2 separate regions of the Homo sapiens genome follow, and region 1 is linked to region 2. Evidence: read pairs that join two places in POLR2A ChIA-PET (ENCODE). Cell type or tissue: GM12878. All regions are shown on one strand. Each heading gives the region's core, and the rest is flanking DNA. Links, peaks and the distances in the headings are about the cores only. Region 1 overlaps HS3ST1 (heparan sulfate-glucosamine 3-sulfotransferase 1). Region 2 holds the start of LINC02498 (long intergenic non-protein coding RNA 2498).

Region 1 (15,999 bases), core at 3,752-11,751, 670 kb before region 2:
TATTTTTTCCTTTTCTTCACTTTACTTGGCAACTTATATCCATTTATGAGATTCCTAAAAATCAGCACTTTTCACATAAATATCCATAGTTGAGTTTTGAGAAATGTGAAGATCAGACCACTCTGGTCCCTGGTCTCTGACAATATCTGCCAGAGTTGGCAGCACCTGCTTCTTTAGCCAAACTACACACACAGCTGATTGCCACCGTCTCCCATCAGCCAGCTGGCTTCATACATAGATGTCACTTGCCTAAACCTGGAAGCATCTGAGTGCTGCCCCTGGAAATACACACAGTGGAGGAAGTCCCAGCCAAACAGTTTTGCTTTACTAATTATTCTGAGGACCATGTACTAGTCAGCTAGGGCTGCTATCATCAAATACCTTGCAATGGATGGTTTAAACAATAGATATTTATTTCTCACAGCTCTGGAGGCTGGAAGTTCAAGATCAAGGTGTCAGCAGAAGTGGTTCTTCATGAAACCCCATTCCTTGCTCGCAGAGGGCCACGTTTTGCCTGTGCCTTCACATGGTGGAGAGAATGAGAGAGAGAGACAGAGTGAGCTCTGTTTTATCTTCCTCTTCTTATAAGGACACCAATCTTGTCAGAATGGAGCCCCACCCTTACAACCTTATGGAAATCCGATCATCTAAAGCCCCCACCTCCAAATACCATCACACTGAGGGTTAGGGTCTCAACCTATGAATTTGGGGAGGACAAAAACATTCAGTCCATAACAACCTGGCTCAAGAAATGAGACAAATCATCTCTCCCTGTTTGTCCAAATTGTTTCAGGGGAAACAATTTACTTTGGTTTGTATAAATTTATTTTCAGCTGTGAATTATTCCAATCTTCCTTACCCAAACAAAAAAGGACAGATTTCCATGTGTCTGGGGGTTAGTAAGATGCAAATTGGGAGACCCATGTTTCTGAGTCAGTTCAGTCCCTGCAGGCCTGACCTTGGGGTTCTTGTTCTCTGCTTACCTCAGTTTGTCTATCTGCAAAATGATAAGACAGAACAAGATGATGGCACATGGCTATTTTGCCTCTGATGCCTTGTGTGTCTTTCCTGACCACTTCTGGGTTAACATAAAAGATTTGTGGGTACTCACCATCTGCAGGGTGACAGATGACTGTCCACCCCAGCCAGGGGAGCTTCTTCAGCTAAGATGGCACCTCTCAGAGGCTCAGTCATACCTGGAGCAGGGGCTGAAGCCATGCACCCCACTGTGGGCCCAAGGCAGCCCAGGTCCTGTCTCCTGTCTGCTATGGGGCTCCTCTTCCACTCAGTTGCACTGAGTAATAAGAGAAGCCCCGTCTGTCCGCCCTCCTGTCACGGAGCTCTGCTGCACAGTGCCTGAGCCAGTGTGTTTCTGCTTCTAATGAAGGATTTATTTAGGTCACTGCTGCCTTCTGTGCACAGCAATGCAGATTAAACATGTTGAGAAGTAACTTCTCCTCTTCCTTCACTGGGGCCTGCCTCACCACTGCACACACCTGGCTGCTCATCATTCGTTCAGGAGCCCTTTATGAAGGACCCACAGCCACTGCGTGCCCTTCTACAGAGAGCTAAATTATTTCTATGTGTCACTGTCCTTTCTTCTTTGAGCTTCTGTCTGGTTGAGTCACTGCAGTACTTTGCATCATGAACAAATGTGTTTGACTAATTATCATCCCAGGATCCCATTTATACCACCCAACATTTTTTTTTTAAGGGACAAAAATAGCTACCATGATTTGAGAGCTTACCACAGGCCAGTCAGTATGGCAATGCCCTAAGCATGCCACATGTACTTTTTTATTTAATCCTCACAGTAAATATGTAGGGCCAAGACATTCAATCTCAAGCTCTGAGTTTCAGGGCTGTCTTGCAGATTTCAAGTTACAGAGCTAAGATTTGAGACTGGGTTTTTGGCTCTAAATCCTGTTAATTCCCAGCATCTTTCCTCCATCTCCCGCCTCCCAAAATACAAACTCAGCAGACAAAATAATCCCTGTCTATTTTGTCTACCACAATTGTTTTCAGTCCTGGAATTAAAAATATACTACCCCAACAACAGTAGGAAACAAACAAATAAAAAACAAAAGACATTGCCCATCTCTGCCCCAGGCCAAGAGTATCAGAATCTGAATTGGCACCCACATTCTAAGCTCACAGGGTCCTAGCCATGCCAAAGACTATCGAGGGTTACATCAGCTCCTCTGGGAATTTATGAGGAATACAGAATCCCAGGCCTCTGCTCAGGCCTCTTGCATTAGAATCTGCATTTGTAACTGGCTTTCCAAGTGACTTGCGTGCATATGCATGTTTGGAAAGCACTATGCCTGATGACTGTAACTTGCAGCCACAAGTCCCTCCCAGGAGGAAATCTTTAGTTACCTCTCATGCGAATTTTTTATCCAGATCCTTGGGCCATAATCCTTCACCTGATCTGGACAATAATGTTGTGTGGGTTGACTTCAGACCACCTATGGGACAGGTTGCATTTATCATTCTCATTTTATCAAGGAGCACTTAGAGGCTCACAAATAACACCAAGATGGGAATCCTTATCCCAGTGACTACACCAAGCTGCCTCCCTTGGCTTGCCAAAGCATCTCCTTCCTTCAATTTCAGAGAATTCAATTTATTATCCAGTTAAACGTTTGTAAATATGGCACCTCTCAGACATGCAGAGGATTCAAGGAAGCACAGAAGGCTAGAGGAGGAGATATTCGAATAGTCCTCCTCTTTTTCAAGGAAAAAGTGGGGCCAATTACTGTAACTTATCCCCCACTGCATAGTAAATGTGGTCCAAGGAAGCTTATTAACATTATGTGGCCTGACTTACGGTCCTTTCTACCCTAAACTCTTTTCACCCCATCCCACCTCACAGCAATTACCATAAGGAAATCCAAACAAAAGTGAATGTCAACATTTGTTGAAGATTGACATGTATAGGCAATTTCAAGAAAATAAATATTTATGTAGGTCTTGAAATATCACTGTCCTCTCATAGGCTGACAGGCACAAACTAAACGTATTTCCAATTTCATTGTTTCTAAAATGACCTGCCAAGGATGAAAATCTGACACCACTGTGAGGTGCTCTTCCATAGCTATGCAAAGATGAAAGTGAAGACATGTTTCGTTCTTAACAATGAAAAAATAATCTTATACTTTTGATTGCCCAGAAGTTTGGTAGATTAAAAAAAAAAAAGACAGTTTTGTTGTTCAACCTGTGTTTCTCATGTTTCAGTACGTTCCAGAAAATTAAATCACTCAACACCATGGGATTCTTGGAAAGAAGCAGTTCTCGCATAACAGTATAATAAATCTCACACTTCTATCTCATTGTGGTTTTAAGTAAGCTCTCCCTTGCCTGGAATGCACTCCCCACTGCCCAAGGGGAAGCATCACCATTCAAAGGGGACAAAAGCACACCGTGGGCTTTGAGGATGGCCAGTGGAATATTTTAGTTTTGATATTTCCTGGTTCTGTGACCTTGAGGAGGTCATTTAACCTTAACAGCATGTATCCATTTCTGTCATGGCAGATATGAATATGAAAGGCAGGCCATTAACATTTGTTGAATAACTGTGTGCCAGACACTGTGCCGTGTATTTGGCATGGGTCATCTTATTTAATTATGATGACACCCCTATCAAGTAGATTTAAGCTCATATTTGCAGAGGGGAATGTGGAGACCCAGAGAGGTTAGACATTTACTGAGGTCAGTTAGCAGTAAGAATTCTAGCTTGGATTTACCTGATTGCAAAAGATTCTTTGCTCATCTACTACTCCCCACCACCTTTTTATTGCTTAAAAATATAAAATAAAATGAGAACAACCACCTCTTGTATTGTTGCAAGTATTAGAAGAAATAATTTATACCCAAGTGCTTACCACCTGGCACCCAGTGAGTGCTCAGCAGGTAATCTCTTTCCTTCTAACCCTTTTGTTAAATCCCATAAGTGAATTGTGGTTGTATGCTTTGATCATCCCTGCTACCCTAGAGGAGATTCCTGCCTGTGACAGTGTGTCACCATCTCTCATTGAGGGGCTGTGAAGGTGTCCTGCAGACAGACAGATGGCAGGCATCGCTGTTCCAGATTCATTAAATGTACCTCTTGTGAAATATCCTAGTTATTTCATTTCATCTATGAATATGTTCCAGTAGTGGGACTGAGAGAATATATTACAGTTAATTACATTTGAAATCTAGGTCATGATGTGAATTATGTAATAAGGAGACATAAGGAGAAAATGAAAATATTTTTGAAGGGTTATTTCATTGCTTCCCCTCTTTTTTAATCCAAATATTTTCTAGGCTCTCAGGTGATGTCGCCCAATCACGATTAGAAATGCTGAGTCCCCCTTTCAACATCTGGTTTCTGCTTGACTCTCTAGAGACAGAAGTTTCAAACCCTTAAAGTTTCTCTTCCTACTGTGTTAAAATATGTTCCCAGTACCTTCCAGCTATTTGCCTGTCTACTGCATTTGACAAGTTCATTCAGCAAACAAAATGTCTAGTATGTGCTATATACCAGAAATCATGCCAGGCCCGAGGGGACAGAGTAGAGCAAGGCAAGACCTCCATTTGCAGGAAAGGCCTCCTTGGAAAGGAGTTTAGATTTAATTCCAAGTGCAAGGGAAGCCTCCATCTGGAAGATTCTGTGGAATCTCCCTTGGGTTTCCCATGCCTGGCATGTGGCTACTGTCTTCACAGTGGGACTCGAGGAAGCTTACTGTTGCTGATAGGAAGGACCTTAATCTTTTCAATTCATGAAACTCAGGCCTTGGGTTTTCACCATAACACCCAGAAAACAGCCTCCCTGATAAAGGGAAGTAAATGGAGGGGTAGCTGGGTCTCCCTTTGGGACCTATTAACCCATCGGAGGTTCATTTTGCCCATCTTAGCAAGTCTGGGCCTTCACAGAAATTCTGTCCTTCATCAAAGAATTGGTGCAAGGCACAACTATTCAACAGGACCAAAGAAGTAGAGCCAAGTTCATTAATAACTTGCTCACTAACTCCAGACATTGCCAAGAAAAGTGAAAGTGACAGTGAAGTTCCTGGCTTTGTTTAGACTGAGTTTGAATCCTTTCACCTCCTCTAACTTTCTAGACACAAGACTTCATTTCTCTGAACCTCACTTTTTAAAATAAAAACATCACTTACCTTGAGGACTTGCAGTGAGGATTACAGCAAGCCCTGTGTGGAAAGTTGCCAGTCTAGTGCCTGCTCAGTAGCAATTGCTGCAGATGGGAGCTGCAATCATTGCTTTTGCCAAGGATGTGGCCTCAGCTCCAGGTGCTATAGAGAATTCTGTATCCATGCCCACATCAGCCAAGTGCTTCAACTGTCAAAAGGTCCCATTTGTTTACTTTTACCTGGTTTGTTTCTTGAGGGAGAAGATCGAATTTGCCTTTGTGCTGCCTGCAGGTTCAAACCTGCCTTCCTGGTTCTTCTCCTGTTCAGGAAGCTCCTAATCTGTGAGTGCGTAGAGAATCTTGCTTTCAGGAGAGTGTGTTCCACACTTAAAGACCTCTCAGATTAAGAATTGCAAACATGCCCAGTGCTATCTATCTCTGTGCTCTCTAACTCAATTGCCACCAGCCATATGTGTCCTTGAGATGTGCTACACAGGAAATATATATGCACTTGGATTTTGAAGACTGGGTAGAAAAAAATGCAAAATATTTCATTAATTTTATATAGTGATTAGGCCAGGTATGGTGGCTCACACCTGGAATCCAAGCACTTTGGGAGACCGAAACAGGTGGATCACTTGAGGTCAGGAGTTCGAGACCAGTCTGACCAACATGGCGAAACCCCATCTCTACTAAAATTATAATACAAAAATTAGCCAGCTGTGGTGGCACACACCTGTGGTCCCAGCTACTTGGGAAGCTGAGGCACAAGAACTACTTGAACCCAGAATGCAGAGGTCACAGTGAGCTGAGATCATGTCACTGCACTCCAGCCTGGGCGACAGAGGAAGACTCTGTCTCAAAAAAGAAAAATTATATAGTGATTATAGGTTAGAGTGATAACACTTTAGATCTATTAAGCTATGTAGAATATATGTTTTAAAATGTCTGAATGCATATGTTATACACAATATATTTATATTGGACAGTCCTGACACACATTGTTTCATTTCAGTCTCAAAGTAATCATTTGAAGCAGGTGGAATTATTACCATTTTACAGATGAGGAAACTGAAGCTAAGAGAGGTTAAGTCACTTTGACCAAGGTCCAAACTAGAGACAGGAATCCTGACTCCAGGGCCTGTGCAATTCATTTGGACCCTTCTACTGAACAGAACAAATGAGCAAGTTTGACCCTGTACTACACATACCCTGTGTGTCAGCTGACACTGGAAGTTGGTGGCCAGGGAGTTGTCATTGCTGGGTAGATTTTGTTGGGTTTTTCTTCTATGGAATCCCAAAAATATTGTCATTATTTTACATTACAACCACTTACTCGGAAGACAGTAGTAACAGCAACTAGACTACAGAACTGGACTTCTGGAGCCAAAAGTCCTAGGAACAGATTTACTATGTGACACTGGGCAAGTCATCTTGGGGTGTGAAAGGCAGGGACTAAGTGACTCCCTTCTTCCCTGATGTTTATAACTTCATTGTCAAGATCAAGGTGGCACACAGGAATGGCTTACAGGTTCACCTGAGCTTGGGAATCTTTTTGTTTCTGAGAGTGTTACAAAAAGGACCAGAAATCCTTTCTGTGCCACTGGGAAGTCCAAATTACAAAACCACAAGAGGAAGTTGGCTCCCAATGCCCACAGTGTGTATGTAATATAAAACAGGTTATACTATATTTAGCTATGAATATATGTGTGCATACATTTACACACACAAACACATATGTACTTATACACATTTTTACATATACACATAAAAGATACACATGGGGTATACACATGATATATATGCTATATATAGTATGTGTGTATGTATATGTGTGCGTATATACTTGCATATGTGTATATAAGACATTAGCTAATTTCTTTCTCTATTAGCCTCAAATATTTTTGAATGAAAAAGGTCTAGACATAAGTAAATACATTTTTAGAAAGGATTAAAATACAAACAAGGAGCTTATAAGCTACTTAACTTCCCAATACGTTGTTGTTATTTTCTTTCATAAAGGACAAACTATATTTAGTTTCTTCTCTACTGTCTGCTGGTAATTCTCCTTCAGGAAAGAAACCTCAGATGTACACTACACTAACCAGGATGCCTCAGGTTAGAGTTGAAGGAGCATAAACAGTCAGATAATATGAATTTCAGATCTGGCCTCTGCCTCTACACTTAGGTATCAAATAATATGAATGTGTTGTTCCCTGAGTCTGAACATGGAACTATAAGATGGTGATAGCAGTGACCAACACACAGTATAGCTCTCTAAAGGGTAGTAGTTAGTCCCTCTCTCACTTGACCTACCTGTTATACCTGCACACACACACACACATGCATGCATACACATACAGACACACTCAAGCATGCACATACAATTGCATACATTCTCACATCTCAAACATGTAAGAGCCAAGCACAATTGGTACATTTGGTCGAACCACATAGGTGACTTGAGAAGGAAATGAAATTCAGCTGAAACACCCTGAAACCATCACTTGACTAAAAAAATTGGCCTGTTAAATTTAGTTCACCAATCGGTAGAACCAACCTGAAACCTCATCGTTCTTGGCTATCCTTTCTAAAGCATTCTTGATTTTTTCTTAAAGAGTTACATCACTGATCTCTCAGGTCCCTTCTCCAGTGCACTGTGGTTCTCTAAAACCTTCCATCTATTTGATTACTTGCTCTTTAATATGTTTTTCAAAGAAGATAACAATATCTGAGAAAGGTAGATTAGCTGGTTGATCATAAAAATGGATGTCCTGGAATTTGTTCTTCCTTTATTCATTCTGGACAAGTTTTAAACTAATGAAGTAAATTTTGAAACTACCGTACAAAAGATGATGAGTCCTCTTGATGGAGAATATTTTTACTAGCTTTGTAAATCCCTCAGTCCCCAAGCCAGGCCTGTCTCTTACGCTTCCCTTAATGTGTTTTAACAGAGATGACTCAAGTGAAAGCAACTAATCTCCTCTTTAGGGGATAGCGTGAAACACAGACTGATGAGTATCAGCTCCTTGAAAACATAAACCCTTGACTGGTCTGTCTTGTGGAACCCCACAGCATCTAGGCCAGCAGTTCCTGTGTCCTTTACTGCCTAAATGTTATAAATCTTAAATAGGTAAAGAGGAGAAGTTTTGTGGAAAAGATGTGGTTTGTGGATAAAGAACACTGAGTTTAGAGTTTTCAATTTGGGCTCTAAATTTTGAAATAGACTAATAGAATTGTGTCCTTAGACAAGACTACCCTCTATAAAATGGTGGTGACAGGCCAGGCGCAGTGGCTCATGCCTGTAATCCCAGCACTTTGGGAGGCCGAGGCAGGCAGATCACCTGAGGGTGGGATTTCGAGACCAGCCTGACCAACATAGAGAAAGCCCATCTCTATTAAAAATACAAAATTAGCTGGGCGTGGTGGCACATGCCTGTAATCTCAGCTACTCGGGAGACTGAGGCAGGAAAATCACTTGAACCGGGGAGGCGGAGGTTGCGGTGAGCTGAGATCACACCATTGCACTCCAGCCTGAGCAACAAGAGCAAAACTCCATAAAAAAAAAAAAAAAATGGCGGTGACATCTGCCTTGCCTTCCTACCTTACAGTGTAGGGTTGTAGTGACAATAGCTGAATATAGTATGAGACCACATTATCAATAGTAAAGCTTTGTACAAATGAAGGCTTTTTTGCACTTTGTAGTAATTTCACTTGTTTATCCCTCCAGGCCTATTTCAAATGTTTCCTCCACTGTGAAACCATCCCCAATTATTTTAGGCAAAATGAATGAACATGTGTCTTCATAGTACCCTACCAAAATTACAATCATAACATATATCTCCCTGATGCCTACAGTCAGGCTGCGTCAATTAACTTTTGCCAATTTCCCGCTGCAATACAAACCACTCCAAAACTCAGGGGCTTAAAACCACAATCATGCATCTTCACTCATGAGCTGGGATGGCTCTGTGTGTCTTTCATCCTCCCTCTGGGACCATGGGCTAGCCAGGGCATATTCTTCTCATGGCAAAGCCAATAGTGAAAGAGGGTGAGCAAAAACACACAAGGCCTCTTGCAGCCAGGCTGGGGACTGATACGTTGTCACATCTGCTCATATGCTAGTAGCAAGGCCAATTCAAGAGTTGGACACAAGGTGAAGAATTGGGACTAATCATGCAATCTTTCATACTAATTCACATGCTCTGTTAGATTAGGAGCCCCTGGCTGGAAGAGTGGGGGCAGGAACAAAGCCTGCTTCTATATCACCTGCCCCTTTGCCAGGGACTGGTGAGTAGTAGATATTTTATTGATTTTTGCTGAGTTCCAAAGGGTCTTCCCAACCCTTTCCTTTATAGCAAGGGTTAGCATGCTCTGACTAGGGAGGCAAACCTGGCCTGGTTGTATGCAGCCAGCTAAACATATAAAATGATTGCAAAAAATAACAATAGTAAGAAGGAAAATAATATTTAATGACACGTGAAAATTATATGAAATTCACTCAGTGCCCATAAATAGAGTGTTCTTGGAACACAACCACACCCATTCCCTTGTGTGTTGTCTATGGCTGCATTTCATCTATAATAGCACGGTTGGAGTTGGAGTTGGCATAAAGTATGTCCCCTAAAGCCTAAAATACTTATTCTCTGGACTTTTGCAGAAAATGTTTGCCATCGGCTCCTGTATAGGATAAGAAACTGAGAGTCCTGGGGAGGTGAATATAGGCCTCACTACAGAGTGGCTACAGAGTTGTTAGTTGAATTATCCCTGTATTTGTTATATGTTAATATCTTCCCTTTTTGTTCCCTAGTAATTGAAGGCCTGAAACGCCCATGTGCCACTGACTAGGAGGCTTCCCTGCTGCGGCACTTCATGACCCAGCGGCGCGCGGCCCAGTGAAGCCACCGTGGTGTCCAGCATGGCCGCGCTGCTCCTGGGCGCGGTGCTGCTGGTGGCCCAGCCCCAGCTAGTGCCTTCCCGCCCCGCCGAGCTAGGCCAGCAGGAGCTTCTGCGGAAAGCGGGGACCCTCCAGGATGACGTCCGCGATGGCGTGGCCCCAAACGGCTCTGCCCAGCAGTTGCCGCAGACCATCATCATCGGCGTGCGCAAGGGCGGCACGCGCGCACTGCTGGAGATGCTCAGCCTGCACCCCGACGTGGCGGCCGCGGAGAACGAGGTCCACTTCTTCGACTGGGAGGAGCATTACAGCCACGGCTTGGGCTGGTACCTCAGCCAGATGCCCTTCTCCTGGCCACACCAGCTCACAGTGGAGAAGACCCCCGCGTATTTCACGTCGCCCAAAGTGCCTGAGCGAGTCTACAGCATGAACCCGTCCATCCGGCTGCTGCTCATCCTGCGAGACCCGTCGGAGCGCGTGCTATCTGACTACACCCAAGTGTTCTACAACCACATGCAGAAGCACAAGCCCTACCCGTCCATCGAGGAGTTCCTGGTGCGCGATGGCAGGCTCAATGTGGACTACAAGGCCCTCAACCGCAGCCTCTACCACGTGCACATGCAGAACTGGCTGCGCTTTTTCCCGCTGCGCCACATCCACATTGTGGACGGCGACCGCCTCATCAGGGACCCCTTCCCTGAGATCCAAAAGGTCGAGAGGTTCCTAAAGCTGTCGCCGCAGATCAATGCTTCGAACTTCTACTTTAACAAAACCAAGGGCTTTTACTGCCTGCGGGACAGCGGCCGGGACCGCTGCTTACATGAGTCCAAAGGCCGGGCGCACCCCCAAGTCGATCCCAAACTACTCAATAAACTGCACGAATATTTTCATGAGCCAAATAAGAAGTTCTTCGAGCTTGTTGGCAGAACATTTGACTGGCACTGATTTGCAATAAGCTAAGCTCAGAAACTTTCCTACTGTAAGTTCTGGTGTACATCTGAGGGGAAAAAGAATTTTAAAAAAGCATTTAAGGTATAATTTATTTGTAAAATCCATAAAGTACTTCTGTACAGTATTAGATTCACAATTGCCATATATACTAGTTATATTTTTCTACTTGTTAAATGGAGGGCATTTTGTATTGTTTTTCATGGTTGTTAACATTGTGTAATATGTCTCTATATGAAGGAACTAAACTATTTCACTGAAAAAAAAAAAAAGATTTTTTCTGGAGACGCTATGTTTTTTTGAATATAATTAACTTGCCCCCAACTCAAAATAGCTGTCTGTGTTGCAATCATTGCAAAATCTAAATTCTTTTGTTACTTAAAAAAACATGTTTTTCATGGCTATTACAATCCTCTCTCTCCCCTCTCCTTTCTGCATTGCTCTTTTTAATTTTTAATGTCTCATTGTGATCATCAGATTTATTTTTACTTGGATTGTAAGATTTATCTCCTCGGCGATTCCTTGTCATTTTTGGAGGTCACAGTTTTACTCATTCCCATGTGTAAACTTCAAGTAAACAAAGCAATATTCAGGATGGAGAAGCAGTTAGTGACTGGCTAGAGGTCTCTTGGGATCCATCTTGACCTCAAAGAATATTTGCACATGCTTCTGATCTCAGCAGTTATAATAAAGAGGATTAAACCCTTGGCCTTCAGAATGATCTTGGACCTGGATACTTTGCCCCAGGTGGCAGCTGGCCTCCAGAAAGCCAATTAGAATAGAAAAGAGAAACTGCGAAATCTATGCGTGTCTTCATCCTGTCGGTTCTGTGAAAGGCTGACTAAAAGGGTAGTAGTCTTTTGCTTAGTCTGAAAGTCTGCTTACTTCCTGAAAGACACATTGGCATTATAGACATATATTCCATATGCACTGAGACATAAATATGTGTATGTTTCAAAATCAACTCTAAATTTGGAGTCCTGAATGTGAAAGAAAAAGTAAGTTCCCAAGTGTTGAAGTTAAAAAGAGAAAAGGGCAGAGTTGAAGGTAGCACCTAAGAGAACCACTGTACCTGCCCCCAGAGGAGTGGCTGGAGTTCAGTTTTACTTCTGCCCCTGAGCAGCCAGCTTGTTGGAGATGGTCACATAAACCCTTCTTATCCTCAGTTTTTTCATGCATTCTTCATGCAGTCAGCCTTTTACAGAATTAAACCCATTGGATTTTAATAAAAATAAAACATTCATTACAGTAAAAGAGAAAATACAAACAAGCAAAATAAACCGGCTTCCTGACATGGTTTATACCGCAGGAAAATGACAGAAATGGACGTTATTAATCATCTCCTACACTTAAGAACTCATTGAAATTTCTCCAAGCAACCCCAGGATGCAGATATTATTATGGAAATTTCAAAGAGGAGGAATTAGGCCCAGAGAACATGAGAAACTTGCCCAAGGTCACATTGACTATAAACTCAGGCTTAGAGGCTACTCAGAGCCAAAGCACAGGTTATTTATGTATTTAGTTTTTACCCAACTCTTTCTGAACTCAAAAGGAAAAGCCCAGACTCAGAGCCAGTTCTTCCTGACCTGACTTAACATTTCTTCCCAGGTGCCAAATATCTTCCATCCTAAGAGGTGTGTCCCAGATACAGGAAGGGCAAGAAGAAGCCTGCATTTTTCTCAGCAGTGTTATCAGGGAAGTGAGTCACCTTGGTACGTTTCAGCAGCTCCAGCCTGACCTGACCTTAGCATGGCCTATGCCCCACCCCATATCATGAACAGAGAGCAGAGAGGATGCCTTCCTCTTTAGAATCCATTGAAGTTGTCATTAAGCCATCATCTCCCCCAGAGGAAGTAGCAGAAATATTTACAGCAGGCCCCTGGTGGACATGGTACTTTTCAATAGGCAGAGAGCCTCCCTCTGCAGCACATCGTTGGATCTTGCTTTTACCATACTCCTTGAAGAGCTGAAGAAATAAGAGGGCCCAGCAAGGTTAAGTCAAGTTTCCAAGCCTGTTCAGGAATATGGTGACTGAAAGGAAACTGCAATGAGAGTCTCTGACTGAAGAAGATGCTCTTTGCAAACTGCCTGTAAATTCCTGTCCCCTGACAGGGATGGTCTGGTAGAAGCATGAACTGTGGATGCAAGAGGCAGCGGGGAGGAGTGGAGGAAGACAGGACCAGCACATGGAATATAATCTAGCTGCTGGGACTGGCATAGTCGATGGAGGCGGTGGTCCAGTGTAAAATGATCAGTGAATGTAAATTCAATATGTTTTCATTTGGGGGTGCAGAGTCGTGGCTAAAGGAATGTTCAAATGAGTCTACCATGAGCAAGGGATCAGAGGTCCTAGTGGCACTATCTGTTCATTCATTTTTGGTACAACCCCAGCCAGTCATTGAGAAGGTACACTGTGTAAGAAACCATCACTCCAGACTTACCCAAGGTATTTATTGCTAGATCTCACCAAGCACTGTCAAATTCAAAGGAGGCCCTGTAGTAGACCCTGGGCTGTCCTTACAGGGCCAAAATGCAGTGACTCAGGAGCCTAATAGCACCCGGTCCCTCCAAAACATGCCTTCTACCAATTCCATTAACAGAGACAGGTGTCAGTGGAAGGGGTGGGTCTCCTGTCCAGACCACCCCGGCCCGGGAGCAGCCTGGGGGATCTAGGTGGGTCCTTCCAGAGAGGCAAGTGAGAACAACTGAACCAAGCCTCAGCTATTAGATTTGGAATATTCACACACTTGACACTCCAGAGTCAGAACAGCCCCTTCCCTTTCCCTTCCTCCTGGAATCAGATAGGGTTGAAATCCTTTTAACACCATTTGGTTATCAGCTCACAACCTGAAGGTTTGCAAGTTTAGGAAAAGTGACATGCCTCTGAGCACAGGGTGCTTTACTCCTTCTGTGCTTGGAGGCTTACCCAACTGAAAGGAGATGGAGGGCAGGAGAGGCCGATGCCTAGCGTGCCTGCTGCTTACAGGGGTGGTGTCACAGGTCACCATTATTCATTAAAATTTTACTTTTTTGATCCCCTACCACATGCTCAACATGGTATTGAGTCCTCAAGAATATAAAAAGAAAATACAACAGGAACCAGTAGTCATTAACTGTTTGTTCTGGACTTTAATAAAAGTACAGAGGGTCTTGGAGTACAAAGGCAAAGACATTTAGCTGTGTATAGAATGGGTGGGGGAATGTGTTCCATGGTTTGGCATTCAGTTCAGCAACATTCCTGAGAGAAATCAACTAGCCCCCTTATAGAGAAGAGGAAACTGAGATTTAAAAAGTGGTCCTGGCCGGGTGTAGTGGCTCACGCCTGTAATCCCAGCACTTTGGGAGGCCAAGACAGGTGAATCACGAGGTCAGGAGTTCAAGACCAGCCTGACCAACATGGTGAAACCCCATCTCTACTAAAAATACAAAAATGTGCCAGGCATGGTGGCGAGTGCCTGTAATCCCAGCTACTCAGGACACTGAGGCAAGAGAACCACTTGAACCTGGCAGGTGGAGGTTGCAGGGGGCCGAGATGATGCCACTGCACTCCAGCCTGGGCAACAGAGCAAGACTCCATCTCAAAAAAAAAAAAAAAAAAAAAAGATAAATTAATAATAAAAAAATAAAAAAGTAATCCTGACTTCAAGTCATTTTTTTCAGAAGAAAGGATTCTTGCTCACTCCAGGGAAATAGTCCAGAAATGGAAAATGTTGACATCACAAATCACAAAAGAAGGTGAAAAATATCAGAGACCCTCTCCAGAATGTCATTTCTCAGAAATATTAAGAAATAGAGAATCTTCCCAGAGGTCGCATGTCAGGGCAGGTCACTTAACTTGTGGGCCACAGAGACCCTGACCTTCCTGTGGGAAGGCTTCATGGAGGAATTGCCATAAAGCTGGGGCACGCACGAATGGCAGTAGTGTCACCAGAGCAGGGCATTCTGAACAAGGGAAGCTTGAGACATGAAGACAGTGGTCACGGGGAGAGGCTGGGGGTAGAGGGTAGAGGTAGGCAAGAGATTTGTCTGAGTGGCATGTCAAATGTGTTAAACTCAATGAGAAGCTACTGCTTTCCAAGGCTGGAGTGTTGGAAGCTTACTTAGCAGGCACCCATGTGAATTTGGCTCCTGTGCAGGTGTATCTGTTGCATAAAAATAGCTATCATTTGTTGCACACCTGCCATGTGCTTGGTATTTTAAATATATTGCTTCTAACCTATATAACAACCCTAGGAAGTAGAAAATGGGCTACTAATTTTACAGAAAAATAAACTCAGAAATTAAAGGGCTTGCCCATGTTGATAGAGCCATTACTTCTTACAAATGAAATTTTGTCTCCGATGTCTCTGCTCCTTTTCAGTCCATCTATTTGTGGGTAAGTGGAGGAAGATATAAAGCATATGCATCTGTCTATTAGGCAGAGCCTGTAAGGGAAATTATGGGCATCTAGGATTTGGAGTTGGACAGTTAGGGTGATATCAAGATTACCTTCAAGCAAAGCAGTGGCTGGGATTTGATGCAACAGGGACGTGATAAAACATGCTCCTAACCGGCAGCAGCTCATTTCGGAAGACTGAGCCTGAGTTAAAGGCCAGAGCAACATAACAGAGTTCTCCAAACAGCACACAGTGAGAGAAGGCCAAAGCTAAAGAGGACATCATCGGATTTAGCTGCTTCACTAAAGTGTTTTGATGTAGAAAATGACCTTGGTGCTTTAGTTATCCCTGATGTCAAGACCTTTACTCTATTTTGCCCAAATTTCTCAGTTAGATAACAGCAAAGAGAGAGAGCCAGAAGACCTGGGTGTGCATCCTAGCTGTACCAATCACTGACCATGGGATCTTAGATTCAGACTCTGAGAACCTCCATTTCCTTCTCCATAAAAATGGGCAGATATGTACTGTACTCTGTTGGGGGAAAACTCCAACTCAATGAGATAAAGTAGGTAAAAACTATAAACCCAGTGCATATGTTACTTAGTGGTTAAAAACATTTGGGACTTTAGGAGACAGACCAAAAC
Region 2 (15,999 bases), core at 3,656-11,655:
TTGGGAGTCGTCTTTGTTGCCATGCTGGCAAGCTTAGACTTTGACTGTGTGGCAATCAGAGGGTTTGCGGAGGACACTACATCACTACATGAAATACATGATATGATGCTCATATTTCCTGTTCCAAATGTCTTCCTGTTCTATACATATCATAGGCACTGATAATATTCAGAATTTTTTAAGAAGTATATTTGACTAGGTGAGATACAGGAAACCAATGAAACACAAAACTATCAGGGGCAGCACTGTCAGTGATCCTTAACAGGTAAGACAAATTCAAATTTTATTTTAATAATACCAGACATCTTCTGAGCATTTACCGTATGTTAGACACTTGGATACAAACTTTCTTTGGATTAGGTCATAAGAACTTAAACAATCAGGTGCATCTTGATTCACAGTTGTGAAACCCGAGACCAGGAGAGGTTGGGCAACTTAGCCGTGTTATAGTTAAGAAGTGGTGAGGCTTGGGAGTGGGCATGCTAATATTCTGCATTTCTTTTTAAATATTACCATACTCCAGTATAAATATTTAAAACCAATTTACTTCACCCAGGTTTATGAACAAATTCTAGCAACTCCTAAGAATTTGTCTATAAGGAATAAACTGATACCTCTGTAACACCTAAACTGGAAACCTGTGTTTAGAGCTTGGGAGAGAAAGAGGAGGAATAGTAGATCAACTAAGAGACAGGAAGAGGAGAAGACCTAGAAGAATGTGGTTCCTGCATGCCTCGTTGGTGATATTGCACCACAAAATAGCAATTTGTCATAAAGCAAAATTTATAGTTCTCAAGAAAAAAAAACATTAAAATGTTTAGTTTTTCTTCACAGGATCTTAAAACATTCTAAAAATCACTAAGAATATTTGGTGAAGATTTAGTTCTCACCAAAGGTAACTAAAAATGACTTGTCCACAGTCCCACACATGATGAAGCTTAAGCTGTACTAACCTCACATACTCCTCTCCTATCTTGGGATTTATTTACTTTTCCAACTCCGAATTCCATATCTGATTAGGAGGGCAGCCACCATGACAGAAAGAACCCAATTTTGCATCTTAGCCCTCCAAACAAAACTACATTTTACTCCTAAAGAAAACAGGACTTCCTTTAGGCTTAGGTTGCTACGTTGAACTCTGCAGGCTAGAGAGTTTTTCCAACAAATGAGCCTAACTCAACTTTCACCTTAGAAATCAGAAATAAGAGTAATCCATTCTTCACATTAAACATACAGCATATAAGCCACAAACAGAGTGTCAGAGAATTTCTTCTTGACAACATCTTGTATTCATCAGTTGGAATTCATTTAGCAGAAAAGACCCCTTCTGTCCCTATGAGCCACCACTTCTAGCCCTGCTATGACTAAAGCCGATTCCTGTTGACACAGCTCATTTTTGTTTTCTTATCTGTATAGTAGATAGATTCCTACCACATAAACACCTCATGCATGTTATGTCAGGTATAACTGGCAAAAACATTGTTTTCTTATACTAGTTTGAAAGGAAACTAGATCAGCTGTAGACAGCTTTGAAAAATTGAGTGCTTATTAAATTTAACAGCAGCAACAAAAATTTTGTTGTCCATCTTTTCATGAAGGGAGTAGAGAGGGAAACTAGCTAATTCAATATGAATATGATAGAACACTGCTTAGGACTTTCCAAAGAATTGAATGGGAAGGGTATGAAGCATTAAAAAGCAATGAGACAAGAGAGCAACCTGGGCCTGGCATCCTCACGTCCCTCCTCCTCTTAGCTTTGTCTCCATAATCTACCTATGTCTCCAATTGATTATGTATTTATCCCTCTAATTATCTTTCTATTTACATGTATGTGTCATTTACCATCCATATCAATTTTTAAAATGTGTATGTAGGTATCTGCTCATTTGACTCTCTGTTCTTATGACTCTCTGTTCTTATTTTAAAATTTTCTTTATTTTACAGGCATACATTGGGCACTTATTGTTATTAGTCAGTCCCTCTATTAGTAGGGATATGATAGTCAATAATGTAAACACCTGGCCTCCATTAGCTTACAGTTAAATGGAGACAGACTGACAAGTGACCCTAATAACACTTCAGTGGGATGAACTCTTTCACGCAGTCAGCACATGGTGCTGTGGGGACATGAAGGAGTGATGTCTGAAGGATACTTGGTGGATGGATAGGAATTAAACAGTCAAGGAAGGGAGGAGGAACAGAATGCAGAGAGAATAGGGTGCATCATGATGTGCAGAAGTAAAAGGAAAGTCAAAATCTGATTAATCTGAAAAGTTGTCTGTATTAGTCCATTTTCATACTGCTATAAAGTCTATTTTCACACTGGGTAATTTATGAAGAAAAGAGATTTAATAGTTCCACAGGCTTACCATAGTTCCACAGGCTTATCAGGAAGCATAACTGAGAAGCCTCAGGAAGATTACAATCACGGCAGAAGGTGAAGGGGAAGCAAACACATCTCCCATGGTGGAGCAGGAGAGAGAGCAAGGGGGGATGTGCCACACTTTTAAACTAGCTCATGAGAACTCACTCACTATCATGATAACAGCATGGGGGAAATCCACCCCCTTGATCCAATCACCTCCCACCAGGTCCCTCCCCTGGCATGTGGGGATTACAATTCGACCTGAGATTTGTGTGGGAACACAAAACCACACCGTATCAGTGTGTGTAGGACCAAGTTAAATTTTTGCTTCATCTCACTATGGGCTTGCTTCTCAACAAGAGACATAAATGTAATGTAACTGGAACTCCACCCAGAGCACCTACAATCCAAACATAAACATGCAGTGTGGTTTAATTCACATTCCCGGAAATAGGAGAATGCTGATGTCATGCAAAACATTCAAACATCAACACAGACTTGAGTATATTGTCAGGTTATATGATAAACACAAACCCGGGAGGTTGTTTGGCAATATGTGGAAAACAAATTACTGTTAACAGAGCCAACTGGTGGAAAAAGGCAAAAATAAACAAACAAACAAACAAAAAATAGATACCAGGAAACAAAGCAGGAAAGTCAGCCCAGCACTAGTATTGTATTATGTATTCCTTATTACTGCTTGGAGAATTTGTGTTTTCATGTAATATATTGCTATCCCAGGTGAAAACAACTGAGAATGTCAGTTGTTATCCAAGTAGGATTAAGAATCTGGTTTCTACACTGAAGTGTCGATCTAGCACGTTTTTCTCTTTGGATTCGGTCTTCTAAACACAGCCTATTAAAAGATGATTTAATTGGCATTTTGTTAGAAGGTTAATGAAAACTTACCAAAAATAGCTTGTGAAGGAAGTAGATAGGAACACAAAGGAAAAATACATTCTAATAGCACAAATTATTTTCTTTCGTTCAGGCTTCTTTTCGGAGGCAGTTTTAAAAATACTGGGTCAATAACTTAGCCTTTGGCAGTCTTGCCTCTCCAGTGGCCTCCATTATTGCTTGAGGGTTCTCTCTAACTCCTGCTCCATTCTTCTGCTTACATATTGTTGGCTAAAAGGCTTTTTTATTCACCCAACAAATCCTATTGATGGTGCGTTGCATATTTATCCTTGCCACACACAACTGCGGTTTGATTCTTTTCTGTTTGCCACTTTCCCAAGAAATTACATTTTCATGTGCATCCTTTGAGAACTGTTTATAAATCCTACTTCTGAGAGGTTTTGCTACAGTTGACTTTTATTCTTTTCCCAAACACAAAGCTCCTCATTGTCTATCCTGTGCAGAGAAACAAAGGTAAAATATACATGTAGTGCTCACCTCCAAAGAATTCATTGTCTGGTGGGAAAATGAGATAAATAGAAAATTATAATAAAATCAGATATGTGAAATGTTAATGATACAGAGTCAAAGATAAAGAAAAAGTAACACAGGCTGAGAGAAGGGCGAGGGGGAGTTCTCAATTCACAATTCACACTACCCAAAACACAGATGGTTTTATGTCATGAAAAGGAATCAATCCTGTGAGTTAACTCAACTTACCTAATGAACTCCCCATTCAACTCCCCATTTGAATACTATCTTTGCATTGTAATTGTATACTTACTTTTATCTTGAAGCCACCAAGAAGCCATTAAAAATTTAAAATAAGAGTCTACTTATTTTGACTTCCACCTCTTTCTCTAGCTGGATTTCTCTTCCTGCTCTACCTTGGATTCTTCTATTCACATGAGCCTTGCTCCTTCACTAAACCGCAAACCCGCACTTCTCTCTCTGAAGCAAGTGGAGCAAGTAAGGAGGCTACCAAAGTCTGACTCACAGAGAACAAGAGGTCAGCACACATCATAATCACCATCATTGTCACCGTAGCAACCATCACGTTGGTTGAGCATTTAGTAAAGATGTGTAGTGGGTGGTATGTGCATTTCACCAATATCCTTAAGAAAGCTTTATGTCACCTCTATTAAGTTGGAATTATTCTCTTTGTTTTGTAGATGATGAATTAGGTGCTCAGAGAGTTCCTGACACTTGCCAAGGTCGTTCGGCTGGGCAATACCTGAACCATTTGGACATAGGCTGGGGACGTGGGCCAGATGCTGTATTAATCAAAACTGGAGCTCACAAGATTTGCCTGATAGTGAACCTAGGACTGTCATTTTGGAACTGCTTAAATCCCACTTTTCTGTTTCAATTCCAAAAGCCCTGGCTATGAGAATGAGGGAGAGGCCAAGAGCACAGAGCAGGCAAAGCTGGCAAGACAACCGCAGGTTCTCCCCCTGCCACTGGAGGGGCTCTTCTGCCCTTGCTGCTCACCAGTCTCTACTCTCATCTTGTTGAATCGGCTGCTCAGTCTCCTGTGGCACAGCCATATGTATTCAAACTCATGTAGGCACAAAGGGCCTGGTGGGGATTGAAACTCAGGTCTCTGAAGTGGCATAATGTGTGCCCCTTTGCTCTGCTAAGGTTACAGGTAATGTATTAGCTGCAAGTTCTGAGTGTCAATTCAGCTTTTTTCTGGCTACCCAACCTTCTGCCAGGTGCTGGACAATTGCTCTCATGATGGTCCAGTACTGCTCTAAGCCTGAGTCTCCTTCCTGTCCCCTGTGCTCCAAGATTGATAACTAGATTGCTGCCCCAACCCTTGGATTCAAGCCTCTTTTAATAACCCATTACTCCCATGATCCCCAATCTTTCAAAGACTGAGCCCCCAACTTTCCTTCTTGGCTATCCTTCTATCCTCAAATAGAAGCTTCCGCAAAAGCCAAACATGTAGCTTGAGCCCAGCTCCTTGATGAAAGAGCTGAGGCTGCTAACTTGCCACCCACTAATTTCTAAGCCTGTCCTCCCTCATGTTCTTGTTATTCTGTCTTTCCTGTCTGCCAAGCCTTATTTTATAATCTCACATTTCACCCTGATGCTAATAAATAGGACAAAGACCAGGAACCCCATAACTGGCAGAATAAGATCTCAACTGTTTAACATAGAGAAGGTGTGCTCATGATGACATAGACCCCAGCAACCTCTTCAGCCTCACTCTTCCCGTCACAGGCTATGCCGACCTGAAATGACCCTGGCCCACAAAACAGCTTGAATTTTCATGGATGCACCATGCTGTTCATACCACTGCCCATTTTTATTTATTGAGATTTTTTTAAAGCATTATCGAGGCCTAATTTGTATACAATAAACTGCCCATATTTAATGTATACAATGTGATGATTTTGGACATACCTGTGAAGCCATCACCACAATATTAAGGCAATGGCTGGGTGCGGTGGCTCACACCTGTAATCCCAGCACTTTGGGAGGCTGAGGCAGGCAGATCACTTGAAGTCAGGAGTTTGAGACCAGCCTGGCCAACATGGTGAAACCCCATCTCCACTAAAAATACAAAAATTAGCCGGGCATGGTGGTGAGTACCTGTAATCCCAGCTACTTGGGAGGCTGAGGAAGGAGAATTGCTTGAACCCAGAAGGCGGAGTTTGTAGTGAGCTGAGATCATGCCACTGCACTCCAGCCTGGGTGACAGAGCGAGACTCTGTCTCAAAACAAACAAACAATAACAAGAAAAAAAAAACACCAATATTAAGGCAATAAACATATCCTGCACCTCTAAATTTTTCTTGTGTTCTTTTTGTTTTATTTGCTTATTTGTTTATTTGGTAAGAAAACTTGACATTAATTTTTTAAATTCGTACTAGAGTATTGATGACTATAGGCACTATGCTGTACAAAAAAATCTCTAGAACTTATTAGTCTTGCATATATGAAAACTTATACAATTTTGTTCTACTTTTTAAACTTATTCATCCTTCAAATCTAGAGCTTAGTTCACCTCCCCTAGGAAGGTAAAATGTACCTTTCTCCTTGAGAAATGATCTACGTGTGTGTGTCTACTATTTACTGAAAGTCTGCACTATCTCTGCTTCTTTCATGAATTTCTGTCTTTGCATTTGCATGCTCCCAGAGTTCTATCCAATGGGTACCTTGGCAGGAAAGTGAGCTGAAATCCATTTGACTAGTTAGCTAGCTTATTCCAGGGCTATAAAACAACAGTCCCAGGGGCCTGTATGGTTGTCAGACATTTCTAATAGATCATAGTTCTCTTTCCTACTGAGCCAGCCCAGGATCTCAGAACTCTTTGTAAAGTTATGCTGCAGGCAACCACCACCAATCAATGTGAAATGGAATATGAACTTATTTTCATCAAAAGATTCCATGAAAACAGTGAGAAGGCAAGTCCCATCTTGGGAGAAGATATTTTCAATGGACATAACAAAGCATTAGCATCCTGATCTTACATAGAATGCCTCTAAATAAAGAAAGAAAAGAGATGGCACATTTGCCGTCTTCACTCTAGGAACATTCGGATGGGAGAAATCTTGAGTTTCCTGACCTCAGGGCTTACCCTTCATTGACATAAACAACAGGCACCATAGGAACATGTGACTGTTTGATGTCAACAGCAGGTGTGAGTCAGGCTTATGTGCCACCCGCCCCCGCCACCCACCTCAACTCAGCTCACCTGCTTTGTCCTAGAGCCAGCAGAGTCCAGGCTGCTGTTAACAACTTCATGTCCCCGTGGGTAGCAGGCAGGTGCTTCTGTCTGATCTGGCTCTCCTTGACCACTGTACTCATCAAATAGACCAAGATCCCCAGAGTCCAAGATCCTTACAAGGGGGCCAGAAAGGGATGAGCTTTCTGAAGAAGCACTGATGTAAAATACCAGGAATTTTGACATCGAAGAAGATTTTTGTGATGGCAGCTGGGATTTGGCCATAATCTAGAAGACACATGGTGAATACAGTTGCAAGTCATTTAGTCATATTTCTTGCTAAATTGCTGTGTCTTCAATGGTGAGTCTGTTCAACTTTACTTTTGTTATGCTTCCCTCAATCACGAAAAGGACAAACTTCTCAACAGACTGGTCCTGAGTAAAAGTGACCTGAATTCTCTGATAAAGAAGAGGGAAAGATTCGGCTGGGTAATGCCAGGTTTGTCTCACTTGACAGTACAATGTAACTAGTTTTGCCATAATGTTGTGAGAGGAGATATGTGTGGGCCCAAGACCAGAATGGTGGAACTATGCAATCAATCGTAGATTTATAGCATTGCATGCAACAAAATGCCCAGGTTTGGTGTCAGGAAGCCCAGGTTCAGGCTTTGCAAATCCTACGATTGGGAATCAGTTCCTTAACCTCTCTGACTTTTGGCTAACTTGATTATAAAACCACGTAAAGAAAGGCTTTTCATATGGTTGTTCTAGGGAAAAAAATGAGATAATGACTATAAACCTCACAGAAGTGCAGGCACATAGTAGATGCTTATTGAGTAGTGGTTTGTCTTCTCCTATTCCACTCCAAAGGAAAAAGAAGAGAAAAGAAAAGAAAAAGATATGTATCTCTAATGGGCCAGCTGGCCATAGACTAACTTTAAAAATGCACTCTTAGGAAGTAAACATTAGCAATATATATTCAGAAACGACTCTTCAGGAGAATGGCACTTATGTATGATGGATATGCAGGAATGTCAACTCTCTGGGGCTGGAACACATTGCTGCATTCTCTGTAGAACTCTAGCACTTAGTTCAGCAGCAACACAGAACTAATATTCTATGAAAAGTGATAAAAGCATCTCTGGACAAAATACAACAAGCTCCTATCAACTACAGCCAGCAAAAGAAGATGGACAGCATGGTGCCTGGCATATGGCAGATGCTCAGAATGAATAAATTAGCAGGACTTTGAAAAACACACAGATGCATGGCAAACCAGGTAGTGCATAAAATTAATAATCATAGAAAGCAATGTGCTATCATTCACTGAAGGTGCTAGGCACTTTGAAACACTCATTTTCTCAATACCTAACTTGGAAAAAAAGTCCCCATTTTATACATCAGAAAACTAAGACCAAGAGAGTTTCTCCAGCTTACCAAGTATAACATGGTTAATACATAATGAAGCAGGAACTTGACTGTCTCCAAAGGTGTTTTTCTTAAGACTCACCTGGCCCAGGACTGATGGGGACAAGATCTGAACGGGCAGTGAAGGGGGGAAGGTGGGCTGTTGTCATGAATGTCCGGGGTGGTGGTGACTTGAAGAGTTTGGTGACTAAGAGGTGGATTGTGGCACAGGGTTTATGGGCAGACGTGGGGGCTGTAGTGGCATCAGGGCTCTTGCCATGAAAGAGGTCTGGCAGAGGCACCCCCAAGACAGGCAGCTGAGGAGACAGGAAGCTGTGGCTATCACCTGGGGATAGGGGAAATAAAAGCCAATGCCATAATTGACAGCTATAACCGAAAGGGGGGCTTGGAATTGCTGGTGGATTATTTTCCCTCTACATTGAAGCTGCTCATTTGTCTTCTTAATCTTGGGTTGTGCTTTCTGAAATCTCCTGCACTAGAAATTTCCTAAAATGAAATGTCAGAGCCTTTACTGTCCTATTCACTCCCGCCAAAAGGGAGCAGCATAAATAATTCATATTATTCTCTTTAGGATCATGTTGGCAAAAATATATTAGCAGATATAATTGTCTGACACTTCAAGGAAGTGATGTTTTAAAAATAGGAACCCATGAGGAGGGAGAGAGAGAAAAAACACCTGACTCACTTGGCTTCCTGTGGCTATTTATTTTAAAGATAAGGCTTTTTTTTTTTTGGTCCTCGAGTTGCTGTCATATATATATTTATAATGTGCAACACACCTCTTCTAGGTTCTTAATTCATCAATTCTCACCTCTTCTGCCTCTCCTCTACAAGTTTAGTCTTTGATTGCCATGGAACTTCAGAGTTAGATGGAATGTAAAAGGCTAGTCCCCATTCAGAGCTTGAACCCCTGTCCTTGGGTGTTTACTCAAATTCAAACAAAACCACTCAGTGACAGTGGAAAACCCCCTCGTCTCACCACAGGACTTTTCCAAGTTCAGTCATACCATTTCACTCCTACTTAAAAACCTGTAGCTTTTTCACTTGTCATTAAGATGAAGTTCAAAAATCCATAACAGCCTTGCCAATCTCTCTCTCACCACAGGGCCTTTGCAGGGGCTGCTAGCTTTGTGTGCTCCTCAAATCCTGTTAAATCCGCCCAACCTTCAGTAATGTGCCAGATGTAGCTTAAATGAGCTCACAAAGACTGACTGTTAAATTTTCAGACATTTTATGAGCTGATTGTTCAACAGAGCTATTATTAAAAATGAAATTACATAAACTCATAAATATATTAAAAGCAAAGGTAATAAATATGCAAAACTCATTACTTTCTAATTATTTTCACCACATTGTACTCTATAATCTTGAGGTCATTTTTGTATAATAAAAATGCTATATGATGGTGGCTACTGCACTTGTCTTCCCAATTCCACATTCATATTGATTGCTTGAAATCAGCCATAATGAGGACATTTACAACATGAAAATCAGCAAACACTACTCACTAGGGCTTGTCCCCTGCCCCACCACTCAGAGAGACCGTTGCTAATCCTTTAGGAACAAACCACTGCTTCAAACTCACCAAACTTCAGACTACGTTAGATTTGCATGTGGTATGATTTCACAGGACTGAATTCCTTTCTTGCAAAGCCTTCTCTTTTTGTAGTTACACTTTAACAGTAACTGATACTACTACATGTATGGATTCTGCCCTCCATGAGAGCAGAATTCTTGACACATTTTGCACACCATGATGATATCGCAGCAACAAAAAGGATGCCACACTCATAAGAAATTATTGGTTAATAACTGTAGGGTAAATATCAAACTCAAATTGTTAGAAACATTCAACATGAGTGGAAATCTTCAGCCCCTTTTAAGAGAGAATAACAAAATATCTTAACAGATGAAAGAGAGTTCCTCTTAGGAAGAATCTGTCTTTCTTTGAAGTAACATTCATAAGTTGAGGTTATAGAAAAAGCCTGAGAATTGTGATTACCAGAAACTAAGGAACAAAAGATGTGGCTAAAAACCCCTGCATGAGAGGAGAGGAATGGGTAGCCCGGTGGCATGAGACTGGAGGACTGGGAGCCCCGAACCACCCGGGGAGAAATCCCCTGTGGTTGCATTGCGAGAGACTGTCTCAGAAAAAGAATATCTGATAGTTCATTTGAAGTTTTTGTTGATGAGAAGTAAATAATTCTTTTTCTAAAACTAATACATAATGATTGTGCAAATTTCTGGAGAAGTTGGTTAATGGGTACAAAAAAACAGTTACATAGAAGGAATATGGTCTAATGTTTGATAGCACTGTGTGATGACTATAGTTCACAATAATTTATGGTATATGTCAAAGTAGCTAGAAGAGAACATATGGAATGTTCTCAACACAAATGATAAATGTTTGAAGTGCTGGATATTTTAAATACCTTGATTTGATTATTACACATTGTATGCGTGTATCACAATGTCACGTGTACCTAAGAAATCTGTAGCTTTCCTTCCTAACTAAACCTTAGTAAAGTCCACACACAAAAAGATGTGTGTGTGTGTATGTGTGCATGTGAGTGTAAATTAATTAAGCGAATGAATTCCATGCTTGAGATGGTACCATGGGGAATAGATACAGTATGCATGTGATGGTTAAAAAAAACCCTCATACACTGAAATGGTTAAACGTACATATGAGTTGTAAACCAGAGGTGACCACAATGAAGTAAGAATAGACCCATATGAAACTCTCAGTAGTTCTGGAGTTTCCAGTACATGAGGCATGTACGATTTTGATCGGTTGGGTTTTTTCCCTTTGATCTCAACGTGCTGGGAGATTGGGAACATGTATTTCAGCGGTGGTTCTATTTCTAAATCTATAGAGTAGGACATACTTCACTTGTAGTTGCAACTCCCTTTTGAGGTAGGGGAAAGGGAAATTTGGAGCCACCCAGAAATGTATTCAAATGCAAGATTAAAAATTCAATGTAGAGTTCAAGGTCATTATATTTATCCAGCAAGAACCAATGAAGGCTGAATGGGAATGAATAGTAGGCAGATTTTCAGATATATTTTGGAGGGAGCACAATCAGTACGACTTGACAATAGACCAACATTGAAGGTGAGGGAAACAGATGAGTCATATAATGACTCTCAGAGTTGAGGGCATGCTGGTATCACTTAGTGAAATGGGGGAAAACTGCAGGAGCACCACACCATGGAAGGAAATTCTTTACAATGTGAGGTTCAATGGTGCAGTGATGAGCCAGGGTGGCCGCAGATGGTGGCTATGCAGACCGTGAGCTTGCCAGGTAGGTGCCCAGAAACACTCATGATGCAGTGGCGTGACTAGGGCCCCACAGCCACTGCCAACACAGCCACTGGCCATATCTTTTGGCTTTTAATCATCACCTCACATTGTGCTACTCAGCATCCTGTTGGTTTCTTTGGATAAACTTAGAGGTTTGATTCATATAAATCAGTGTCTATATTTCAAATCCATTTGTTTTTCAAAAACAAATGGCAGTAAAAGTATTGTCTTGATACTGAATATAGTAACCGTTCTGGAAAATTTCCAACATGCATCTTTTGTGATCTTTCATATTTGCAAGAATTATACCTTAAACATTTAATGAAACGTGGTCAAGTAAATATCATGGGGAAAAAGTTAATGGGCAGGTAATTATACATAAATTATATGTTTCAAACTTTTGCAACGTTCCTTACAGTTCTTACAGTATAGAGGTTTAAGGGACATCAAGAGCAAACCATGACAGTATTTGACTTTCCATTTCTGATTGTTTCACTTGAGATAATGGCTTCTAGTTTCATCAGTGTTGCTTCAAAAGGCATGATTTCATTCTTTGTTATGGCTGAATAGTATTTCAGTGTGTGAGTGGGTATGTGTGGGTGTGGGTGAGTGTGTAACATTTTCTTTATTTATCCCTTGATGGACACTGAGGTTGACACTTTGCTCTCGTGAATGGTGCTGCAGTAAACATGCAAGTGAGGGCCTGTTTTTCAAATAACAATTTATTTTCTTTTGGGTAGATACTCAGTAGTGGGATTACTAGATGAAATGGTAGTTTTGTTTCAGTTGTTTGAGAAATCTCCATACTGTTTTCCATAGAGGCTGTACTAATTTACATTGCTACTAACAGTATATAAGACTTCCCTTTTCTCCACACCCTCTCCAACATCTGTTATTTTTTGACTTTTTAGTAATAGCCATTCTGACTGGTGTAAGACCAGTAAAAGACAATCCAGACCCTAAATTAAAAGGTACAGAGTGCCAAACAGGACACAAAGAGAAAAATTCAGAAGAGGAAGCAGCCATTCTCACTTAGCAATGATCCAAAGATTTGAGTATGAGATATTAACAAGGATTATATATTATCAGGAAATTAACAGAAATCATCATATAAAACATGCATCTGGGTTGAAGTTCATGGCAAAAGATATGATTCCACAGAATAATTAATTGCTGTATAAAGTGATCAAACTTGGATACGTTTAAACATACAAGTCAAGAATAATATCAAAGGTATATGCTAAAAATATAAGAAAGGGGCCGGGTGTGGTAGCTCACACCTGTAATCCCAGCACTTTGGGAGGCCAAGGCGGGCAGATCACGAGATCAGGAGATCAAGACCATCCTGGCTAACTAACATGGCGAAACCCCGTCTCTACTAAAAATACAAAAAAAACAAAATTAGCCAGGCGTGGTGGCAGGCGCCTGTAGTCCCTGCTATTCAGGAGGCTGAGGCAGGAGAACAGTGTGAACCCGGGAGGTGGGAGATGGCGCCAATGCACTCCAGCCTGGGTGACAGATGGAGACTCCGTTTCAAAAAAAAAAAAAAAAAGAAAGAAAGAAAGAAAGAAAGAAAGGATACATCACACACAGATCAGTGACCACTGAGGTGATGGCAAACCTGCAGCAGTTCTTTGGTAAAGGTACCTGTTGACCAAGGGGAAGCCAAGAGATTTTGCTTCAGGCATCATGTCATGTTATTTCTCAACACTAAGGTCAACTATTATAAATGCTTTTAGCTACACACACACACACACACACACACACACACTCTTTAGAATAAAATGTTGCTTTGTTCCTGTTTGTTCTTCACAATAGAACAATGGAACACCTAATTAAAAACTCATGGTATTTGTGTATTCTTCTAAAAACGTTTGGCAAATATTGTTTTTGGGGAGACAAGAGAGGTTTTGTGAAGGAGTTGCATCATGGTTTCTCAGTGTCATCACTCCTGACATTCAGGGCTGGATAATTCTTTGTTGTGCTGAGCTGCCCTGGGCTGCCCCTCGCACTGTAGGATGTTCAGCAGTAGCCCTGGCCCCATCAGTAGATACCAGAAGCCTTTCCCCAGTTCTGACAACCAAATATGTCTCCAGACATTGTACGATACCCTCTAGGAGGCAAAATATTTTTAACGTAAGACTGTTTTCGTGTCTATCCATGTGTACCTCTAATTTGGTGGTTCTCAACCTTGAGCACAGTATGCAGAATCCCCTAGAGAGCTTGTTAAAAAAAATTGCTAAGCCCCATCTTCAGATTTTCTGATTCACTAGAACTGGTTGGGGCCCAGGAATATGCACTTCTTATAAGTTATCAGATGATTTTGATGTCACTGGTCCTGGAACCACTGTTCTAGTTTATTTCTTCTCTCTGCTGCCTGGTGTTCCATTATTTACATCTCCAGTATTTTACTTATTCGTTGCTCTAGTGTTGGACAGCTTGGCTGTCTCCACTTCCCTCTTCTCACGAACAAGGCTGCAGTCAGCATTCTGATGACTGTCCCCTCACCCTTTGGGGTGTGACTTTCTCTAGGTCTATACCCAGGAATGGCACTGCAGGCCCATAGGGTGTGTAGATGCTTTATTTCAATAAGTGCTGTCTGATCACACTTTAGAATAGCTGATCGCAAGGTATGCATAAATAGCTGTATCCCCATTTAACAGAGGAGGAAACTATGAAGCAGGAATTTAATTAGACTGACCCCCTCCAATTCCACCATTAACACAGCTAGTGAGTGAATGTCTTGGTGAAACCCCAGTCTCACTCCACCCTGCTGGTAACTGACGAAATGATCTTTCAGTGGCCTTGTGTTCCACCACGGAATTTTCCACGACTCTCAAGCTGACCTTCAGTATGAGCCCCACCTGCAAACTGTGCTTGTTTAACCTCCTACTCATGTCCTTAAGTGGGCAGAAAGATCAGTTATTTTGCTGAGAATTTTGCAAGTGAAAAGAGAATGGCTCTTGCTCTATATGAGTTCCCCACATAATTGACTTGGATTTCCTGGGTCAAATTTCAATACTTTTACGGTTTGAGAATGAGTTGTTGCCACATGTCCCCTGTGCCTGCTTGTGAGTCTCAGGCTTCTGCACTGACCACTACATAAAGGAATGCCTGGGATACTGCTGTGTCTGAGGAACAAACTCCAGACTTGATGTGATGATGCTCAAAAGATACCTATTGCATTTTGGCCCGTCACTTGCTATCTGGCCCTAAAGAAACACGTATTACACATACATGTCTGTTACAGGTAACAACACATTTTCATAGCAACAGTTCCATTTGATCTCTAACCTTCCTGCTAGGTAACAGCAAGCAGGCATTGTCATACCCACGGGAAGGATGCAGCTCACAAAGAGGGATTCTAAACCATGTGGTTTATCATGGGTGGAGGTGGAGGGGCATGTCTTTCCCACTTCAAACTACCCTAAAACCTCTGGGCTTCAGTTCTTGCAATTATATAATTGAAAGGTTAAAAAGGTTGTTTTAATCTTCATTAATAATAATTCTACAACTGAAATCTTCGCTCTACCCTGTTATGGGTTAATTATGTCCACCTGGAATTCATATGCTGAAATCCTAATGTCCAGGACCTAGGAGTGTAACCTTACCTGGAAACAGAGCAATTGCAGATGTAATTAGTTAAGATGAGGGCATACTGGAGTGGGTTGGGCCCCTAATCCACTATAACTGGTGTCCTTACAAAAAGAGGAAATTTCAACACAGATACACACATAGGGCCAGGCATGGTGGCTCACGCCTATAATCCCAGCACTTTGGGAGGCCAAGTCGGGTGAATCACGAGGTCAAGAGATCGAGACCATCCTGGCCAACATGGTGAAACCTTATCTCCACTAAAAATACAAAAATTAGCTGGGTGTGGTGGCAGGCGTCTGTAGTCCCAGCTACCTGAGGCGTGAGGCAGGAGAATCGCTTGAACCCGAGAGGCAGAGGTTGCAATGAACCAAGATCTCACCACTGCACTCCAGCCATGTGAAGGTAAAGGTGGGGGTCTAGGGTGATGCTAGCAGAAGCCACGGGATATCAAAGATTGCCAGAAACCCCAGGAGCAAGTAGAGGCCTGGAACAGATTCTCCTTCACAGTCCAGAGAAGGAACCAGCCCTGCCCACACCTTGCTCACAGCCTCTGGTCCCCAGAACTGTGAGACAATATATTTCTATTGGTGTCAGCCACTCTGTTTGTGCTGCTTTGATACAACATGCCTGGCAAACTAACAGATCTGCAATACCGCATTTATAGGAATCTCCTTTTAAACGTTTTTTCTTTTTTCTTTTTTTTTTTTAGACGGAGTCTCCCTCTGTCGCCCAGGC

The links. Peaks named below come from ENCODE experiments on the same cell type or tissue, not always from the same donor. Only the 100,000 strongest peaks of a DNase experiment are listed, where the experiment ranks them.
Region 1: POLR2A ChIA-PET joins it to region 2 with 7 read pairs; 1 of 35 experiments calls an interaction of 5 or more read pairs at or near these places.

The regions. Positions count from the first base shown.
Region 1 is chr4:11,394,056-11,410,054 of GRCh38, reverse strand. It overlaps HS3ST1 (heparan sulfate-glucosamine 3-sulfotransferase 1), which reads left to right. Exons shown (of 2, transcript NM_005114.4): 2 at 9,942-15,999. The coding sequence starts at 10,050. The coding sequence ends at 10,973. Among named protein-coding and RNA genes, the nearest start is that of HS3ST1, 27 kb to the left of the region's middle. RefSeq lists an enhancer at 12,071-13,270. In GM12878, for the core only: no CTCF peak of the experiment used is centred there; a DNase peak (open chromatin) is centred at 7,644; H3K27ac peaks cover 560 bases.
Region 2 is chr4:10,725,825-10,741,823 of GRCh38, reverse strand. LINC02498 (long intergenic non-protein coding RNA 2498) reads right to left here and starts at 4,233. Exons shown (of 4, transcript XR_925377.3): 1 at 4,047-4,233; 2 at 3,275-3,718. It also overlaps a transcript of CLNK not described here. RefSeq lists a silencer at 9,415-9,464 and enhancers at 13,948-13,997, 14,148-14,277. In GM12878, for the core only: no CTCF peak of the experiment used is centred there; DNase peaks (open chromatin) are centred at 9,323, 9,989, 11,073, 11,560 and 1 weaker place; H3K4me3 peaks cover 1,196 bases; H3K27ac peaks cover 3,479 bases.